Linked DNA regions of Homo sapiens: region 1 is linked to region 2. Evidence: read pairs that join two places in POLR2A ChIA-PET (ENCODE). Cell type or tissue: endothelial cell of umbilical vein. All regions are shown on one strand. Each heading gives the region's core, and the rest is flanking DNA. Links, peaks and the distances in the headings are about the cores only.

Region 1 (5,000 bases), core at 1-5,000, 170 kb after region 2:
GTTCACCGAGTCACTCAGCCTGGTGCTCAGCAAATGGGGCTGGAGTTGTGGTTACAGTGGACCCTCTGTAACCTGCTAACCCTTTTCCCAGGCCGGGCCTCCACTAAAGCACCCTCTCTCCTACACTGCAGGGCCTCCAAGGCCTGGGCTGCCACTGCCTCCTCTGCCCTCTCTGAGGGCCCCAGCCCTGTGTTTCTCCATCCCAAGCTGTTCACACTGAGATGGGGCTTTGCTATGATGACTCGGTGAAATAGCAGAGGAGAAAGTGCTTCTCTTTAGTGTCCTGCACCCCTGTCCCCCACCTTTCCTGCAAGGCAAATGATAAATGAGGACAAATATATCTGCACAATAAAATTACATCTATCTTCAATAGAGGAGTCCTTATAAAGGTCCCAAAATAAAAATAGGCAAAGGGCATGAAGAACCAATTCCCAGAACCATGTAACATGTTAACAATAAACAGGTTAGGTCGGGCGCAGTGGCTCATGCCTGTAATCCCAGCACTTTGGGAGGCCAAGACAGGAGGATCACTTGAGGCCAGGAGTTCGAGACCATCCTGGGCAACATAGCGAGACCTCATCTCTACAAAAAACAAAAAAGACCAGGCACGGTAGTTCACGCCTGTCATCCCAGACTTTGGGAGGCCAAGGCGCGTGGATCACCTGAGGTCGGGAGTTACAGACCAGCCTGACCAACATGGAGAAATCCTGTCTCTACAAAACATACAAAATTAGCCGGGTGTGGTGGTGCATGCCTGTAATCCCAGCTACTCGGGAGGCTGTGGCAGGAGAATCGCTTGAACCTGGGAGGCGGAAGTTGTGATGACCTGAGATCGCGCCATTGCACTCCAGCCTGGGCAACAAGAGTGAAACTCCATTAAAAAAAAAAAAAAACCCACAAAAATACAAAACAAACAAACAAAACCGAAGTTAACTAGTAGTCAAAAGAACGCTCGCTAAAACAAGACACCATCTTAACATCAAGGCACCCACATGCAAATACTATTCATTCAATCATTAAAAAAAAAATCTGGTCAGGTGCAGTGACTCACGCCTGCAATTCCAGCACTTTGGGATGCTGAGGCAGGCAGATCACCTGAGATCAGGAGTTTGAGACCAGCCTGGCCAACAGTGAAACCCCGTCTCTACTAAAAATACGAAAATTAGCCGGGCGTGGTGGTGCGCGCCTATAATCCCAGCTACTCGGGAGGCTAAGGCAGGAGAATGGCTTGAGCCTAGGAGGTGGAGTTTGCAGTCAGCCAAGATCACGCCACTGCACTCCAGCTTGAGGGACAGATCGAGACCCTGTCTCTGGCCATGGTTTAAACCTCAAAAGCAGAAAAAAAGAGAGAGACCCTCTCTCAGAAAAAAATCTAAAGCTACAGTGGTGACTATGACGACAGAACCCTAGCCCTCAACACTCACTGTCCAATGTGGGCACAGCCAGTATCTGAGACTTCCAATGTTCCTTCCCTTTGACCTGGTAAAATCACCTTCTAAGAATTTTTTCTAAGAAGGCTACCCGTGTGATGAGCATGAAGATTTATGGACAAGGACGAACATCACTGCATTATCTATGCAACTGAAAACTGGAAAGGACCTAAACGCTCAGCAATGCGGAAATGGCTAGAATGAATTACAACAGCCCAGTGATGTACTTTAAATCATGCTTTCTAAAAAAACGGAAAAATGAAGTGCAGAAGCAGGATATTCAACTGTATCTACAGTATCCTCACAGCTTTATTTTTATCTAGCGGTGGCTGTGAATCTAGCCAGAGAGAAGAGACGGGAAGGAAATGCACTGGCATTACACGCTGAAAACATCCCAGGTGGTGCAAATCGCTCAGCTGAGAAGTCCTGCATCCGGGATACACGTATATAGAACTCTCACAACTCAATAATGAAGGGACAAACAATTCATTTACTTATTTTTTATTTATTTTTGAGACAGAGTCTCACCTAGGCTGGAGTCCAATGGCAAGACCACAGCTCATTGCAGCCTCGACCTCCTGGGCTCAAGCAATCCTCCCACATTAGCCTCCCAGGTAGCTGGGACTACAGGCATGAGCCACCAGGCTTGGTTAATTTTTTACATTTTTTTATAGAGATGGGGTCTCACCATGTCGTCCAGGCTGGTCTCGAACTCCTGGGCTCAAATGATCTGCCCACCTTGGCTTCCCAAAGTGCTGGGATTACAATTGTGAGCCACTGCGCCTGGCTCCCCTTTTTTTTAATAGAGACTGGGTCTTGCTATGTTGCCCAGGCTGGTCGCGAACTCTTCGGCCTCCCAAAGTGCTGGGATTATAGGCATGAATCACTGTGCCCGGCTGGCTCAATTTAAAAATGGGCAAAAGAACTAAAAAGACATTTCTCCAAAGAAGATACACAAGTGTTCAGCAAGCACATAAAAAGATGCTCAACATCAGCTGGGCACGGTGGCTCATGCCTCTAATCCCAGCACTTTGGGAGGCCAAGGTGGGCGGATCACGAGTTCAGGAGATTGAGACCATCCTGGCTAACATGGTGAAATCCCGTCTCTACTAAAAACACAAAAAATTAGCCGGGCATGGTGGCGGGCGCCTGTAGTCTCAGCAACTTGGGAGGCTGAGGCAGGAGAATGGCGTGAACCTGGGAGGCGGAGCGTGCAGTGAGCCGAGATCACGCCACTGCACTCCAGCCTGGGTGACAGAGCGAGACTCCATCTCAAAAAAAAAAAAAAAAAAAAAAAAAAAGATGCTCAACATCATTAGCCATAAGGAAATGCAAATCAAAAGCACAACGAAGCCTGAGCAACCCGGTGCAAATCCATCTCTACAAAACAATTAAAAATAAGAAAATCAGCCAGGCATGGTGGCTTGTGCCTGTGGTTCTAGCTAATCTGGAGGCTGAGGCAAGAGGATCACTTGAGCCTGGGAGGTGGAGGCTGCAGTGAGCTAGGATTGCACTACTGCACTCCAGCCTGGGCGACAGAGGAAGACCTCATCTCAAAACAAACAGGCCAGGCGCGGCGGCTCACGCCTGTAATCCCAGAGCTTTGGGAGGCCGAGGCGGGTGGATCATTTGAGGTCAGGAGTTCGAGATCAGCCCAGCCAACATGGTGAAACCCTGTCTCTACTAAAAATACAAAAAAATTAGCTGGGCATGGTGGCGCATGCCTATAATCCCAGCTACTTGGGAGGCTGAGGCAGGAGAATCGCTTAAACTTGGGAGGCAAAGGTTTCAGTAAGCCAAGATCCTGCCACTGTACTCCAGCCTGGGCAACAAGAGCGAAACTCCATCTCAAAAAAAAAACAAAAACAAAAACAAAACAGCTGGAGGGGTGGCCGAGGAGAGCAGCAGGAGCCTGGACCCAAGTGCCAGGGCATCCTTGGGTAAGTGCCGCCCCTCTCTGGTTACCCCTCTACCCCTGAGATGAGGAAGGGGCTGGTGCCAGCCCTGGATTCTTTTGACTGCACTGGAAGGCAGTAAGCACAAACACCTGGACCTAACAGCTGGTGGGAGGACATTCAGTCAGATGGCCCCGCCTGTTGGTGTCTGCTCCACCCCAGGACCAGACAGGATCAGGCCACTGTCAGACTTGGGCACTCTAAGCCAGGCTCCATGAGGGCGCTGTCCCTGGGCTCTGCCAGCAACAGCCCCAACTCCATTTTAATGGAACAACATTTACTGAACACCTGCTCTGTGCCTGGAGCTGTGCAGGAGACACAGCAGGGACCGAGAAAGCCCCGGGCCTGACCCCCTGGGACTTGTCCAGCAGGGAACACAGGTCCAGGCACAGCAAGGAAGGCAGCCCTCCAGGGAAACGGAACACTGACTGTTCATTGTGATCATAGTAGGCAGAACCGGGCCGGGAATCAAGGATCCCAAGCCCGTGACAGAAGGGGATTACAGAACACAGAGTGAGAACGGAGTCATGGAAGCTTGGCTGGGTGGCCGGTCGCCCCTGACACCTGTGACACATGGGTCACAGGGAATGGGGAATTAGGTCACCTGCCACAAAGGTACACGGCAGATCAATTATCAGAACCTTGCCTGCCACCCCGTGACAGGGAGGAGGTCCTGGGATCCAATCACTCCCTAAATGGTGCGGTGTCCTACATGGAGAGATGGGAAACACTGACGCGCAGTGGGAAAGGACCCCGGGCACCATCCTGCCCCACAGAGAGGGCAAGCATCCTGGCCTATGACCCCCAGCAAGTCAACAGCAAAGACGGGCCTGTTTGCCAGTCCTGCGCTGCCATTCTCACCAGGCTGGCGGGGGGATACCAGAGGCAGGCTTTGTACTCCCCTCCCTAAAGCTCCTCCTCCTCTCTGCCCACTTCCTTTTCTGGACCAGGGACTATGCTAGGGTAGGGACTGTCTGAGCTGCTCATGGCAAGGACTAAGACCCAGCATTGCATGCCACTTCCTTCTCCACCTGCCATATTGCGCTCCTGCCCAGAGCCAGGCCCAGTGCCACGTGGTCTGGGGCACTGGGGAATACAGTGGCACCAAACCCAACCCACCACTGCCTAGTGATGCTTCCAGTCCAGGGCAAGAGTATCAGCAGGCCCGCAGATAAGCAGATCGCTGGCCACCTGACGGGGAGCCCATTAGGAGGGCCAGGAAGGAAGGGTTTGCTGGCACCTGAAAGATTAGTGAGAGCCACCTGTGTGCGTAGGTGGGGCCGGTCTTCCAGGACAGGATGTGGGGAGCTGCCTGCGTGTTCTAGGACTGAAAGGAAGCCACGATGGCTTGAACCCAGCAAGAGCATGGCAAGGTGATCTCGGTCGTGGCCGGCGATGGTGGCAAGAGCCAGGTTATACCTGGGCTTCCTAACCTGTTGCAGGGACACTAGATCAGAGGGAAAGGCAGCAGGGAGGTCACAAGTGTGATGTGAAACAGGAATAGCAAAGTCTGCTTTTTCAAGAATGCTGTGGCTGCTAGGTGGGGAGCGGGTTGGAGAGGGAGCAGGAGAGCCATTGGGAGGCCCCTCCACCTGGCATGGCAGGGACAGCAAAG
Region 2 (10,910 bases), core at 2,677-7,676:
GGTGAGCCTGTCGGGGGGGTGGCGTCAGGACAGGCCTGGGAGCTTTTCCCTGGACGGCCTGTCTACCCCCACTCACCAGCAGCAGATCTTCGGTGGGCACAGGAGAGGAAAAGTGTGTCAAGAAGGCTTTTGTGGGTGGGGGCAGGCAGAGTTTAGGGGAGTCAGGAGACTAGAAGGGCTCCCGCTGGCTGTGAGGCTGGGCTCACCTCGAGAGTACAGCGTTTAGCTGGGTTCAGCACCAAAAATCTCCGCAGGATGCTCTCACAGTCTGTTGACATGTAGAAAGGGACCCGGTACTTCCCTCTGAGTACTCGCTCCCGCAGCTCCTGCAGGGATGGGGTTACTGGAGGAGGGGGTCTGCCCCGCCCCCCACCTATTACACACACACACACACACACACACACACACACACACACACACACACAACCTTTGTCCCAACCCCTTTGATAGAAGTGACAGAAGCTCTGAGTCCCAGTCCTTGACGAGGTAAGCAAAACCCCATTCCTTTCTCCTGACCTCAGTTCCCTGTCCATAAAATGGGAACATCATATGGACGCTGCAATTTAAAAAAAAAAATTCTTGGCCAGGCGTAGAGGCCAAGACCGGAGGATCGCTTGAGCCCAGGAGTTCAAGAACAGCCTGGGCAACACAGGGAGACCTCATCTCTACAAAAAATAAAAAATGACCTGAGCATGGTGGTGCACACCTGTAATCCAAACACGTTGGGAGGCCGAGGGAGGAGGATAGCTTGAACCCAGGAGTTCAAGACCAGCCTGAACAACCAGCCTGTCTCTACAAAAAAAAAAAAAAAAAAATTTAAGCTACATAACTTTTCATTCAGAGGAAAACTTGCAGAGAAAGTTTATTATCTGGCCAGGCACGGTGGCTCACACCTGTAATCCCAGCACTTTGGGAGGCCGAGACAGGCAGATCGCCTGAGGTCAGGAGTTCGAGACCAGCCTGGCTAACATGGTGAAACCCCATCTCCACTAAAAATACAAAAATTAGCTGGGTGTGGTGGTGGCTGCCTGTAGTCCTAGCTACTTGGGAGGCTGAGGCACGAGAATCACTTAAACTCTTAGGAGGTGGAGGTTGCAGTGAGTTGAGATCACGCCACTGCACTCCAGCCTGGGTGACAGGGCGAGATTCTGTCTCAGAAAAAAAAGGAAGTTTATTCTCTAAGTCAGGTAAGAGGGAGGTAGGTAAGTGAGTCAGCCACTGGGGCCTCGGTCTCCTTATCCGTGAAAGGGATTACAGGACCCACTTCACATGCTTGCTACCAGGGTACAGGTGAGTTAATATCCGTAAAAATGTGGCTGGGCGCGGTGGCTCACGCCTGTAATTCCAGCACTTTGGGAGGGTGAGGCAGGCAGATCGCCTGAGGTCAGGAGATCGAAACCAGCCAGGCCAACATGGCGAAACCCCATCTCTACTAAAAAAAAAAAAAATACAAAAATTAGCTGGGTGTGGTAGCAGACCCCTGTAATCCCAGCTACGCGGGAGGCTGAGGCAGGAGAATCACTTGAACCCAGGAGGCGGAGGTTGCAGTGAGCCGAGACTGCGCCACTGCACTCCAGCCTGGGCGGCAGAGCAAGACTCCATCTCAAAAAAAAAAAAAAAAAAAAATCTGTAAAATGCTTACCACATGCCTGGCCCAGAGCCAGAGAGCGGTATGTAAATATGAGATTCACTCAAGGGGAAGGAGACCCTACTGCCTCTCCTGCCTTCTCGTCTCTCCCCTCCCCCAGCCATGCCTGCTGTCCAAAGAGACACACTCCTCAAGGCCATTCATGGATTTATCTGCTGGCTTTCTCTTTAAGGGCCTTTTATGAGAGGCCCTACCAAAGCTGTGAAAAATAAGATAAATCCATAGCTTGGCAGACCAGGGGGAGCTCTTTCCATCTGAATAAAAAACCGCAATAGGCCAGGCGTGGTGGCTTATGTCTATAATCCCAGCACTTCGGGAGGCCAAGGTGGGAAGACCGCTTGAGCCCGTGAGTTTGAGACCAGCCTGGGCAACACAGCGAGACTCTGTCTCTACAAAAAATACAAAAATTAGCCAGGTGTGGTGGCACATGCCTGTGGTCCCAGCTACTCAGGAGGCTGAAGCAGGAGGATTGCTTGAGCCCGGGAGGTTGAGGCTGCAGTGAGCTGTGACTGCACCACTGCCCTCCAGCCTGGGTGACTGAGACCTTGTCTCAAAAAACAAACAGACAACAAAAAAAACGAAGGGAGGCAGAAAACAGGTAGGAATGAATTGAGCGTTGGGGGTGAACAGGACTCCTTTAGGACAGAGTCCTCTGCTGCAGCATTCTCCTAAAAGGGCTGAAAGATGCCCATGCCTGGGGAGCCTCTGCAGATCATAAAGGGCTATTAATATTTAATTTGGATCACTTTCAGGACACTTACCCCTTAGCAGGCAGTGTTCTAAGTGCTTTATGCATATTACATCCATTTTCACAACGCCGCGAAGCCCGGTTATAACGCCCACTTTCCAGACGAGGAGGTTGAGGCCTGGAGGGGTTTGGTCACTTGCCCCAGGATTGCACAGCCAGAAAGTGGCAGAGCCTTGGCTCTGGAGCCTGTGCTGTGTGACCACCATGCCACACTGCCTATCACGTGATGGGGGAGAAGAAACCATCAGGCCACCACTGCCACCTCCAGCGCAGCTCCCAAGCATGATGCTGTGGCCAGATGCCAAGCTCCAGTGAAGGGCTTAACATATGCAGACGGGCTGCAAGCAGATGCTTTTTTTTTTTTTAAAGAGACAGGCTCTTGTTCTGTCACCGAAGCTGGAGTGCAGTGGCGTGATCATAGTTCGCTGTAGCCTGGAACTCCTGGGCTCAAGCAATTCTCCCACCTCAGCATCCCAAGTAGCTGGGACTACAGGCATGCACCACAATGCCAGGCTAATTTAAAAAATATTTTTTGTAGAGATGTGGTCTTGAAATGTTGCCCAGGCTGGTGTCAAACTCTTTTTATTTTTTTGAGATGGAGTCTTGCTCTGTCGTCCAGGCTGGAGTGCAGGGGCGCAATCTCGGCTCACTGGAGCCTCTGCCTCCCAGGTTCAAGTGATTCTCCTGGATCAGTCTCCCAAGTAGCTGGGACTACAGGCACGTGCCGCCACGCCTGGCTACTTTTTGTATTTTTAGTAGAGACGGGGTTTCACCATGTTGGCCAGGCTGGTCTCAAACTCTTGACCTCCAGTGATCTGCCCGCCTCGGCCACCCAAGGTGCTGGGATTACAGGCATGAGCCACGACACCTGTCCTGAATACTCTTAGTGTCTTCATCTTACAGGTGGGGAAACTGAGGTTCAGAAAAGGACATGTCCAAGGTCACTCAGAAAGGAAATGACAGAGCTAGAACCTGCCTCTTCTCAGCTGTGTGCCTCCTTTGCACAGCAAGGCCTGGGGTGCCTGGTGGGGACACCAGGATGGCAGAAAGTGACAAGGACCTGGGGCAGGTAAGACACTGGCCTGGCCCTTCAAAAAGGTCTCTTAGCTTCATGCTTGAGGCTCAGAAAAATTATTCTGTGACAACACCTCCCCACCCCAGACTTCAGCTATGGCCGGAGTGTCAGAGCCTGTTTTGTTTGTTTGTTTTGTTTTGTTTTTTTGAGACAGAGTCTTGCTCTGTCATCCAGGCTGGAGTGCAGTGGTGTGATCTCGGCTCACTACAACCTCTGCCTCCCTGGTTCAAGCAATTCTCCTGTCTCAGCCTCCCGAGTAGCAGGGATTACAGGCGCATGCCACCAGGCACAGCTAATTTTTGTGTTTTTGGTAGAGACGGGGTTTTACCATGTTGGCCAGGCTGGTCTTGAACTCCTGACCTCAGGTGAACTGCCCACCTCAGCCTCCCAAAGTGCTGAGATTACAGGCCTGAGCCACCGTGCCCGGCCAGAAGGCTGTCTTGAATGAGCACTTTGCATCCCTGATCTCAGCCAGTCCTTAAAAATCACTGCCACAAGGTTGGTATCATCTTTTTTGTTTGTTTGTTTTGAGATGGAGTCTCGCTCTGTTGCCCAGGCTGGAGTACAGTGGCGAGATCTCCGCTCACTCCAAGCTCCACCTCCCAGGTTCATGCCATTCTCCTGCCTCAGCCACCCGAGTGGCTGGGACTACAGGCGCCTGCCACCACGCCCGGCTAATTTTTTGTATTTTTAGAAGAGACGGGGTTTCAGTGTGTTAGCCAGGATGGTCTCGCTCTCCTGACCTCGTGATCCGCCCGCCTCGGCCTCCCAAAGTGCTGGGATTACAGGCGTGAGCCACCACGCCCGGCCCACAGGGTTGGTACCTTTATGATCTTCATTGAACAGCAGGTGAGACTGAGGCTTAGAGGGGTTGGCTATTTGGCCAAGGCCACTGTGAAGAAGGGACTCCCTCCTCTTCATCACTCAGGGTTCCGCTTTGATGGTCTGTCCTCTGCAAGTATTTCCCTGACTTTACAATTTCATATCACAGTACGTGCTCCTCACGGGCAACGCAGAGCAGGACAGAGCGTCCCAGCTGCAGAATTCCTGCCCCAATGCACCCCCGATTCCAATCGAGAGGAAACACCAGGCAACCCAAATTGAGGGACGTTCTGCAAAATTAACTGGCCTGAACTAATCGATAATGTCAATGTCATGAAAGACAAAAGAGAGGCTGAGAACTGTTCCGGATGAAAGGAGACACAAGAGATGGCGCAGCTAAATGCAACGCAGGGACCCGAGTGGATCCCCGACTGGGAAAAAAAAATAGCTGCCAAAGATATTCCTGGGATGATGGATGAAATCTGAGTATGGGCCATGGCGTAGAGGCCAGGATTATACCACTGCTGTATTTCCTGTATGTCACCGTCAACAGGAAAACGCCCCTGGTCTCAGGAGATAACCCGCTCTCGCCTTTAGGGATAAAAGGACACAGCGTCTGCAACTAACTGTCAAATGCGCCATCAATGCCGATGAGGGCAGCAAAGATCATGTGCAAATACAGACAGATAGAGCAAATGTGGACACAGGCCAGCGATTGTGAAGCTCCTGAAACATACCATGTGTTATTTGCTCTACTGTTGCAACTTTTCCGTAGATTGGCAATCGTTCAAAATAAAAAGTTCAAAGGGGGAAAAAAAAAAAGCAAGCAACAACTCAGCCCACACCTCCCATCCCCTTACAGTATTCCCCCCAGCATAGCACAGGCCAGCATCTGATATCATATCTAGTTTGCTTATTGTTTTGTTAGCTGCCTGGCCCCAGTAGGAATGTTAGTCTGGGAAGACAGGAACTGTTTTGTTTGAAGCGAAGTGCACAATTCGATGGCTTTTAGTATATGCACGGAGTTGCACAATCATTACTACATTCAATTTTATTTATTTATTTTTTGAGACAGAGTCTCGCTCTGTCGCCCAGGCTGGAGTGCAGTGGCACAATCTTGACTCACTGCAACCTCTGCCTCCCAGGTTCAAGCGATTCTCCTGCCTCAGCCTCTCCAGTAGCTGGGATTACAGGTGCCTGCCACCACACCCGGTTAATTTTTGTATTTTTAGTAAAGACAGGGTTTCACCATGTTGGCCAGGCTGGTCTCGAACTCCTGACCTCAGGTGATCTGCCTGCCTCGGCCTCCCAAAGTGCTGGGAATATAGGTGTGAGCCATCAGGCCGGCCACTACATTGAATTTTAGAACATTTTTCATCACCTCAAAAGAAATTCAGTACCCTTTAGCAATCAACCTCCAACTTGCTCCTCCCCCCCAGCCTCAGGCAACCAGTAATCCACTTTCTGTCTCTATGGATTTGCCTATTCTGGACATTTCACATTAATGGAATCATACATTCTGTGGCCTTATGTGACTGGCTTCTGTCACTTAGCACAATGTTTTCAAGGTTCACCCACAGCGTAGCATATACGAGGGCAGGGTTTGTTTTTTAATTTCTTTTTGGAGACAGGGTCTCCCTCTGTCACCCAGGTTGGAGTGCAGTGGCACGATCTCAGCTCACTGCAGTCTTGATCTCCCAGGTTCAAGTGATCCTCCCGCGTCAGCCTCCCAAGTAGCTGGGACTACAGGCGTGCGCCATTATGCCCGGTTAATTTTTGTATTTTTTGTAGAGACAGCGTCTCCCTATGTTGCCCAGGCTGGTCTTGAACTCCCAGGCTCAAGTGAGCCTCCCGCCTCCGCCTCCCAAAGTGCTGGGATTATAGGCATGAGCCACCGCACCCGGCCAAGCAGGAGTTTTTGCCTCTCTTGTTCTCGCCTTACATGCAAAGCCCAAAACAGAGCCTGACACAGAGAAGTGGGCCATAAATATTAGCTCAGTGAACGGATGAGTCAGGATTTGAACTCAAGCCTATCAGCTGCAAAGATCATGCCCTTAACCCCAGCATGGCACAGTCCATTCGGCTGGCCTCACTGCAGAGGGGACTTGAATCCTGCCCATCCCCCATCTTCCCATGAGAACTCAGGCCAGTCCCACCACTGAGGCCCTCTGCAGGGGAGGTGTGGGGGGGATAGGGGCCTGACTGTGGGGAGGGGCTGATGCCCCTGCACCCAGCCCCTCTCGGTACCTTGAGGTTGTGCCCGTCGAAGGGCAGGGAGCCGCTGACGAGGGTGTACAGGATGACTCCCAGGCTCCAGATGTCCACCTCCGGCCCGTCGTACTTCTTGCCCTGAAACAGCTCCGGGGCGGCATATGGGGGGCTCCCGCAGAACGTGTCCAGCTTCGATCCCAGCGTGAACTCGTTGCTGAAGCCAAAGTCAGCAATCTTGATGTTGGCCTCGGCATCCAGCAAGAGGTTCTCAGCCTGCAGGGAGAGAAGGAGAGGGCGGAAAGTGGGACTCAAGGCCAAAGCCTTTCATGGACGTGGGAGGCAGACAGGAGCACAGGCTCTAGGGCTGGCCCACAGGGATCAACTCTTGGGCCTGTCCTTTACTCTCTACCTGACCTTAGGTAGTAACTTTACCTCACTGAGCCTCAGTTTCCTCATCCATAGAATGGGGATAATCTTAGTTCCTATTTCATAGCGTAGTTTGAGAATTATGAGTTAATCCACATAGAAAACCTAGCACAGGCCAGACATAGTGGCTCACGCCTATAATACCAGCACTTTGGGAGGCCAAGGCAGGTGGATCACCTGAGGTCAGGAGTTCAAGATCGGCCTGGCCAACATGGTGAATCCCCATCTCTACTAAAAATACAAAAATTGGGCTGGGCACCGTGGCTCACGCCTGTAATCGCAGAACTTTGGGAAGCCGAGGTGGGCAGATCACCTGAGGTTGGGAGTTCAAGACCAGCCTGACCAACATGGAGAAACCCCGTCTCTACTAAAAATACAAAATTAGCTGGGCGTGGTGGCACATGCCTATAATCCCAGCTACTCGGGAGGCTGAGGCAGGAGAATTGCTTGAACCCAGGAGGTGGAGGTTGCGGTGAGCCGAGATCATGCCATTGCACTCCAGCCTGGGCAACAAGAGCGAAACTCCGTCTCAAAAAAACATAAAGATAAAAATTAGCCGGGCATGGTGGTGTGCGCCAGTAGTCCCAGGTACTCAGGAGGCTGAGGCACAAAAATTGCTTGAACCTGGGAGGCAGAGGTTGCACTGAGCTGAGACTGTGCCACTGCACTCCAGCCTGAGCAACAGAGTGAGAACTTGTCTCAAAAAAAAAGAAAAGCTAGAACAGTATTTCATACCCAGCGAGTACTATGTAATATCACTATTACCCCATGTGGTCTGCAGATCTAGGGGTCTTCAGGTAATCTCCTGCCCCTCTTGGAGCCTCAAGTTACCCAGCAGAAACAAAATAAGGCCTGATTGCTCAAGACCCAGGAAAACGAAAGCAATAATTTAATCCTGGTTGCATATCTACCATGCACTGGGCTCTGTGGACTATCAATTATAACAGTGTCTGTCTGCATAACGTGAAGGTGAAACGACAGACTCTCGGAGAATTCCAGCTGCAAATCCCAGCTCCACCACTCACTCGCTGTGTGAACTTTAGGTGGGTTACCAGACCTCTCTGTGCCTCAGTTTCCTTGTATGTAAACTGAGGGTGATCTCGACACCTGCCTCAAGCGTGGTTGTGGGTTTAAGCGTAAAGTGCTCACAGCGGCCCCTAGAGCACAGTCAGTGATCAGTAAACATTTCATGGCCGGGCGCGGTAGCTCACGCCTGTAATCTCAGCACTTTGGGAGGCCAAGGCAGGCAGATCTCCTGAGGTCAGGAGTTCGAGACTAGCTTGGGCAACATGGTAAAACCCTGTCTCTACTGAAAATACAAAAATTAGCCAGGCGTGGTGGCGGGTGCCTGTAATCCCAGCAACTTGGGAGGCTGAGGCAAGGAATCGCGTGAGCTGAAACTGCATCACTGTACTCCAGCCTGGGCAACACAGCGAGACTCCATCTCAAAAATAAGTGAATAAATAAATAAATAAACGTTTTGTATTGTTATAAAGTTTTGTCTATTTTTTTGCGGCATGCGGTCTTGCAATTGCCATTTCACAGGGGAGGAAACAGAAGCTGTGGGAGGCCACAACTCATGCCCATTGCAAGAAAGCAGCACAACTAGAATCTAAACAAGGCCACCCGTTTCCACAGTGCGCGGAGGAAGAAGCCTCCAGCCTTCTGACTACAAACAGAGGCACACCTCCACCTTTCAAAATGTCACCCGCGTCTGGCCCATCCCAACTGCGGTCCTTCCCTCGCCCAGGTCACCAGCATCCCTGGCTTCCTCCCAGGTCTCCCTATGTCTCCTGGTTTATTTCTGGACCACTCTTCCCCAGCTCCTGCCCCAATAAAGGCCCAAACCCTACAAAGACACACCACAGAGCTCCTCCCTAAACCTGAATGTAATAGCATCTGGCTTGCTCGGGGCTTACTTTTTCTTATTTTTTATTTTTGAGATGGAGTCTCACTCTGTCACCCAGGTTGGAGTGCAGTGGCACGATCTCGGCTCACTGTAACCTCTTCCTCCTGGGTTCAAGCGATTCTCCAGCCTCAGCCTCCCGAGTACCTGGGACTACAGGCGCCCACAACCACACCTGGCTATTTTTTTTATTTTTAGTAGAGACGAGGTCTTGCCATGTTGGCCAGGCTGGTCTCGAACTCCTGACCTCAGGTGATCCGCCCACCTCGGCCTCCCAAAAAGTGCTGAGATTACAGGTGTGAGCCGTCACGCCAGGCCAGGGATTACATTTCTTTTCCTGCCATTTGAGGCTCCGCAATCCAGCCCCAAAGTCACATGGGTTGGTCCCCTTGGTTGGTACCCCTGGTGTACTAATACGACCCCAAAACTCGTGTTAGCTGCTTTGGGGACCCTCCACCAGGGGACATACGACCTCCAGGTGAATCATGGAAGCCTCTAAGGTGCTGCCTCCAGGGCCGTGTGGAGGGACACCCTAGCCCAGTGGAAGGAAGTGAAGAGAGGGTTAGCACTTGAACCTCTATAGCAATTTGTTTTTTGTTTTCATTTTGTATTATTTTTCTTTTTTTCAGATGCACTTTCTGCTTTTGTATTTTTTGTTGTTGTTTTTAGAGACAGGGTTTTGCTCTGTTACCCAGGTTGGAATGCAGTGGCATGATCATGGCTCACTGCAGCCTCAACCTCCTGGGCTCAAGGGATCCTCCTGCCTCAGCCTCCTGAGTAGCTGAGACCACAGGCATACAAGCTAATTTTTTTTCTTTTTTTTTTTTTTGAGATGGAGTCTTGCTCTGTTGTCCAGGCTGGAGTGCACTGGCGCGATCTTGGCACACTGCAACCTCCACCTCCCAGGTTCAAGCAATTCTCATGTCTCAGCCTCTCAAGCAGCTGGAATTATAGGCACGCGCCACAACGACCACCTAATTTTTGTATTTTTAGTAGAGATGGAGTTTCACCGTGTTGCCCAGGTTGGTCTTGAACTCCTGGCCTCCAGTGATCTGCCTGCCTAGGCCTCCCAAAGTGCTGGGACAGGTGAGAGCCACCGCGTCCAGCCAAGCTAATTTTTTACAATTATTTTTTGTAGAGATCAGGTCTTGGGTGTGTTGCCCAGGCTGTTCTCGAACTTCTGGGCTCAAGCAATCCTCCCACCACAGCCTCCCAAAGTGCTGGGATTATAGGTGTGAGACTGCGCCTGGTCCTCCATAGGAATTTGACTGTGGAATTTCTTTAGAATCTAATAATAGCTTTTAAAATGGGGTTTGTGGCTGGGCACAGTGGCTCACACCTGTAATCCCAGCACTTTGGGAGGCCAAGGCGGGCAGATCACCCAAGGTCAGGAGATTGAGACCAGCCTGGCCAACGTGGTGAAACCCCGTCTCTACTAAAAATACAAAAATTAGCTGGGCATGGTGGTGCCCACCTGTAATCCCAGCAACTCAGAAGGCTGAGGCAGGAGAATCTCTTGAGCCCAGGAGTTCGAGACCAGCCTGGACAACAGAGTGAGATCCCTTGTCTACAAAAAACTCAAAAATTAGCCAGGCTTTGTGGCTCACACCTGTGGTTCCAGCTACCCAGGAGGCTGAGGTGAGAGAACTATTTGAGCCCAAGAGGTTGAGGCTACAGTGAGCTGTGATGGAAACATCACACTTCAGTATGGGCAACAAAAAAACAAAACAAAACAACAAAACCAACCCAGTCCTTCCTCACAGATAGTTCCAGAAGCACTTCCTTAAAGCACTTAGGATGCCGCCTAGCACACAGGTGCTCACAAAACGACAGTCAAGACAACCGGATTTGAGCCAACCAAACGGTCAGCCACCTGGTCTTGGAGCGCGAGGACTGAGACATACAGCGGAAGGTGTGGAATGCGGACCCTGGGGCCACAGGTACTCGAGGAGGCTGCCTGGCTCAGCTCCTACAGGTAGCTGGGCTGGAGCCCCGTTGAGTCCCTTCCTGCCTGGTACTGGCCAAGGTGGCTTTTCTCTCAAAGCCCCTTCTCAGACTGGACACGGTGGCTCAC

The links. Peaks named below come from ENCODE experiments on the same cell type or tissue, not always from the same donor. Only the 100,000 strongest peaks of a DNase experiment are listed, where the experiment ranks them.
Region 1: POLR2A ChIA-PET joins it to region 2 with 6 read pairs; 2 of 35 experiments call an interaction of 5 or more read pairs at or near these places.

Annotation. Positions count from the first base shown.
Region 1 is chr19:45,104,539-45,109,538 of GRCh38, reverse strand. The region is part of intron 1 of PPP1R37 (protein phosphatase 1 regulatory subunit 37); the gene reads right to left. Among named protein-coding and RNA genes, the nearest start is that of PPP1R37, 14 kb to the right of the region's middle. RefSeq lists an enhancer at 3,745-4,334. In endothelial cell of umbilical vein, for the core only: no CTCF peak of the experiment used is centred there; no DNase peak of the experiment used is centred there.
Region 2 is chr19:45,267,339-45,278,248 of GRCh38, reverse strand. MARK4 (microtubule affinity regulating kinase 4) reads right to left here. Exons shown (of 17, transcript NM_001199867.2): 8 at 6,541-6,777; 9 at 207-326. Among named protein-coding and RNA genes, the nearest start is that of MARK4, 22 kb to the right of the region's middle. In endothelial cell of umbilical vein, for the core only: no CTCF peak of the experiment used is centred there; a DNase peak (open chromatin) is centred at 5,108; H3K27ac peaks cover 699 bases.